Linked DNA regions of Homo sapiens: region 1 is linked to region 2. A link is a loop called in an ENCODE intact Hi-C map of the cell type or tissue named here. Cell type or tissue: body of pancreas. All regions are shown on one strand.

The links. Peaks named below come from ENCODE experiments on the same cell type or tissue, not always from the same donor. Only the 100,000 strongest peaks of a DNase experiment are listed, where the experiment ranks them.
Region 1: a loop joins it to region 2, with 1.9 times the contacts of the local background. A loop is called at or near these places in 58 of 110 quality-filtered maps.

What each region holds. Positions count from the first base shown.
Region 1 is chr4:25,298,872-25,301,371 of GRCh38, reverse strand. LOC124900685 (a long non-coding RNA gene) reads right to left here. Exons shown (of 2, transcript XR_007058088.1): 2 at 1-216. Among named protein-coding and RNA genes, the nearest start is that of ZCCHC4, 13 kb to the left of the region's middle. In body of pancreas, a CTCF peak has its summit at 1,344; a DNase peak (open chromatin) is centred at 1,321; H3K27ac peaks cover 1,148 bases.
Region 2 is chr4:25,243,946-25,246,445 of GRCh38, reverse strand. The region is part of intron 1 of PI4K2B (phosphatidylinositol 4-kinase type 2 beta); the gene reads right to left. Among named protein-coding and RNA genes, the nearest start is that of PI4K2B, 11 kb to the right of the region's middle. In body of pancreas, no CTCF peak of the experiment used is centred here; no DNase peak of the experiment used is centred here.

The sequences.
Region 1 (2,500 bases), 55 kb before region 2:
CCTAGGTCTACAAGGTCAAAGTGACATGGAAGTTTCTGGAACTTTCATAGAACCCAAAAAGAATAAGTATATGGAAAACGCAGGTCTACAACAGCTGTGGCCTTCGGTAGAGGGCTTCAGCCAACCACGACAAGCCCACCGGGCAGAAGCTGGCGAGATAAATGCTTCAATCTCACTCTCCTCCTTCAGCTTACACATCTTTCTTCTGTGTGTCTCCTATTGGCAAAGAGCAACCAGAAGTGAGAGGTGTCCATAAAAGTGCCATCCATGAAAGTCAGCCTCCCAGAGCACAAGGCAGGAGGGAAGGGTGGAGAGTAGATCTGGAGGAGAAAACAGGAGATGTCCAGTGTAGCATGGACAACAGTTAGCACCCAGTAAAGTGAGATATACCAAGATACGGCCAGGAGTGGTGGCTCACACCTGTAATCCCAGCACTTTGGGAGGCCGAGACGGGTGGATCACAAGGTCAGGAGATTGAGACCATCCTGGCTAACACGGTGAAACCCCGTCTCTACTAAAAAATAGAAAACATTAGCCGGGCGTGGTGGTGGGCGCCTGTAGTCCCAGCTACTCGGGAGTCTGAGGCAGGAGAATGGCGTGAACCCAGGAGGAAGAGCTTGCAGTGAGCCGAGATCATGCCACTGCACTCCAGCCTGGGTGACAGAGCGAGACTCCGTCTCAAAAAAAAAAAAAAAAAAAAAAGATATACCAAGATACGTGTGGTAGCACTGTGAAATAAATAAGCAAGCACACACACAGACATGTACACAGATGATACATATGCATGCACAGGAAATTTAAATAACCTGCCCCAAATTATAAGGAGAACAGCCACTAGAATTGAGTTAATCTCTTCATTCAAAGTCAAAGATTTTTCCACTTCATTCCTGTAAGGATTACATTAAACTTCTGCATAACCATGACAACTTGTCCCGAGCCTCAGACTTTTGAAACTTAAAGGTAATAACATTTGTCCTCAAGACATATTAAGGGGATACTGTCCCACTGAAGGAGCAGGACTTTAGCCAGAAATTCAGGGAATGAAGCATTTCCAACTCCTCACAGACAACATGGATAGCAAGTGTAGCTAGATGATAAATTGCTTAGAAGTCATACTAGTGCAGTTACTTCCCTGGTTTAAACAAGTACTTGGGTTTAAATGCAGTTCCTGGTTACCTTTAAGTACTGCAATTTAAAACAAACACTTGAAGGCTACAGTAGCTTTCTAGATTGTTCCCAAAGCCACACTGAGATCAAAGGCAGTGTTGTTCTCCCAGACTGGCGTTCAGGCAGAAGCACCTGGTTAAACCAGTTCCATCGGCTATGGGATCGGCCCAGCCCAAGATGTTTATACAACTTTCTGACTCTTGGGGGAAGGCAAGTCTACTTGATTTTTCTGCTGCTTCTGTGAGTCTCAGAAGTTTCCGAAGCTTTACCTGTCAGGTAGGAATTGTGTAACCAGAGCTTCTGGGGCAGGCAGCGTTCTGGGAGTCAAAGGAAAAATAAACACATCTCTTCGCTTATAGAGATTAGCGGCTTCTTTTTGATATCACATGCTTTCAATTTCCAGATCTTAAAAAACCCACAAGACAACATGCAAGAGCACCAGCTACTGACTGCCAGGTTAGCATTTCACCCGCTAGACCCAGGCGCCAGGATTCTGAACAAATACATTTGGAAATGCCACTTGGTCTATCCTGGAGTCAGCTTTGGATAAGTCTCTAACTAGGGACCTCAGGTGCCTTTTCCTGTCAAGCCCAGAGTAACCCCTTATATGCCATGGAACAGAAAACTTTAATAGCTTTATGATTCCAAATTTGTCACCGTGCTCCAAGAAAGATGTCATAAAATCTAGAAATTTGCATGCACACATATTCACTTTATGCAATAATCCAAACCCATAAACATGGGTGCATGCCTTATTTCGTCATCTAAAACCAAAGATCCAAAAGTGCCGTGAACACACAGACTCTGCTCAGTGGAGATGAAGACCGCTCATGCCACATTTTTCACAAAACAACCCTCATTTAATCCTTGGTACAAACGTCACGAGCTATTTGCTCATGTCTTTTATACGTGGAGAAAGAGCAGATTTGGGAGATTGCAAGATCTGCTCAAAGACATGAAACTAACAAAGGGCAGAACCAAGATTTAAACTCAGGTCCCTATCCCAAAACCCAAACTCAAAACAGAATGGTACATACTTTCTATCCACTTACTGAAGATAGACAACATTTAGAACATAAAGTAAGTAAGTTTACAGTATTTTTAAGTGACAAAAGTTAAATCGATTGTCATTGCTTAGTGGTAGAATAAAAACTTTAAAGCTTAAGGATTTATTTTCTTGAAGAACTCTTTATATGGCTTCTGAAGTAGGTTAAAAATTAGTAAACAAAATGATGCTGATTAATAATGCAGTTTGCTTAGATAAATGCATTTTTATTATATATTTTTAATGTTCAAGCAATAGGCTCACAATATTTAGGAATCTTCTTATGAG
Region 2 (2,500 bases):
CCAATCAGTGCTCTGTATCTAGCTAATCTAGTGGGGACATGGAGAACTTTTGTGTCTAGCTCAGGGATTGTAAACGCACCAATCAGCACCCTGTCAAAACGGACCAATCAGCTCTCTGTAAAACAGACCAATCGGCGCTCTGTAAAATGGACCAATCAGCAGGATGTGGGTGGGGCCAGATAAGGGAACAAAAGCAGGCTGCCCGAACCAGCAGTGGCAACCCACTCAGGTCCCCTTCCACACTGTGGAAGCTTTGTTCTTTCGCTCTTTGCAATAAATCTTGCTGCTGCTCACTCTTTGGGTCCACACTGCCTTTCTGAGCTGTAACACTCACCGCGAAGGTCTGCAGCTTCACTCCTGAAGCCAGCGAGACCACGAACCCACCAGAAGAAAGAAACTCCGAACACATCCGAACATCAGAAGGAACAAACTCCGGACACACTGCGTTTAAGAACTGTAACACTCATTGGGAGGGTCCGTGGCTTCATTCTTGAAGTCAGTGAGACCAAGAACCCACCAATTCCGGACACATTTTGATGACCCAGATGGGACTATCGCCTATTGCCAAGCAGTGAGACTCGCCAAGCAGTGAGACAACTGCCCATTGCTAAACAAAGGGACTATCGCCTATCGCCAAGTGGTGAGACTATCACCGAGCAGTGAGACCATCGCCTATCGCTGAGCAGTGAGACTGTCACCTATCACCAAGCAGTGAGTGCCATCGGACCCCTTTCACTTGCTATTCTGTCCTATTTTTCCTTAGAACGGGGGCTAAATACCGGGCACCTGTCGGCCAGTTAAAAGCGACTAGCATGGCCACTGGACTAAAGACACGGGTCTCAGGCTTTCTGGGAAAGGGCTCTCTAACAACCCCAGACTCTTCAGAGTTGGGAGCGTTGGTTTGCCTAGAACCAGCTTCCACTTTTCCTGTACTTTTGGGCTGAGCCGAGGGTCGACAGAGAGGAAAGCCATGCAGCTCCGCAGGTACCAACAACTTGGTTGACCCTGCGGCCATGAGCGGAACTCTCCAAGGCATGTCACCCAAGCGAGATTTGCCCATCTATCCTATCTATCCTGACCCTTACCCCCTGGGTCCTAGTGCCTGCCAGACAAACTTCCTCTCGCCTCTCTTCTCCGAGGTTAGTCCCGCTTCTAAAAATTGCTACCTGTCTCTGGTGCTCTTCTAGTTTCTCCTATAAAATGACTTCTAGTATAAACTGTTACCTTCTTTAGGCACCCAGGCTCACCAATCAGAAAGACATAATTTTTGCCCGAAGCCCCATCGTAGTGGGGACTACCTGGAACTTTAGGATCCCTCCTCAGACTAATAGGCCTAACAAAAGCTATTCCTGAAGCTAGGATATGGGGAGCCTCAGAAATTGTATCCTTCCTATTCATATAAGTGAGGACAAAAGGTGTCACTCTTCCAACCCTGGAGATCCCTTCCCTCCCTCAGGGTATGGCTCTCCACTTCATTTTTGGGGCATAACATCTTTATAGGACAGGGGTAAAGTCCCAATACTAACAGGAGAATGCTTAGGACTCTTAACAGGTTTTTGAGAATGCGTCGGTAAGGGTCGGTAAGGGTCACTAAGCACAACTATTCCAATCAGCAGGGTCCAGGGACCGTTGCGGGTTCTTGGGCAGGGGTTGTTTCTGCTGCTGCGTCAGTGAGCGCAACTATTCCGATCAGCAGGGTCCAGGGACCGTTGCGGGTTCTTGGGCAGGGGGAGAAACAAAACAAACCAAAACTGCAGGCGGTTTTGTCTTTCAGATGGGAAACACTCAGGCATCAACAGACTCACCCTTGAAATGCATCCTAAGCCATTGGGACCAATTTGACCCATAAACCCTGAAAAAGAGGCGGCTCATTTTTTTCTGCACTATGGCTTGGCCCCAATATTCTCTCTCTGATGGGGAAAAATGGCCACCTGAGGGAAGTATAAATTACAATACTATCTAGCAGCTTGACCTTTTCTGTAAGAGGGAAAGCAAATGAAGTGAAATACCTTATGTCCAAGCTTTCTTTTCATTGAGGGAGAATACACAACTATGCAAAGCTTACAACTTACATCCCACAGGAGGACTTCTCAGCTTACCCCCATATCCTAGCCTCCCTATAGCTCCCCTTCCTATTAATGATAATCCTCCTCTAATCTCCCCTGCCCAGAAGGAAATAAGCAAAAAAATCTCCAAAGGACCACAAACCCCCGGGCTATTGGTTATGTCCCCTTCAAGCTGTAGGGGGAGGGGAATTTGGCCCAACCTGGGTACATGTCCCCTTCTCCCTCTCTGATTTAAAGCAGATCAAGGCAGACCTGGGGAAGTTTTCAGATGATCCTGATAGGTACATAGATGTCCTAAAGGGTCTAGGGCAAACCTTCGACCTTGCTTGGAGAGATGTCATGCTACTCTTAGATCAAATCCTGGCCTTTAATGAGAAGAATGTGACTTTAGATGCAGCCCAAGAGTTTGGAGATACCTGGTGTCTTAGTCAAGT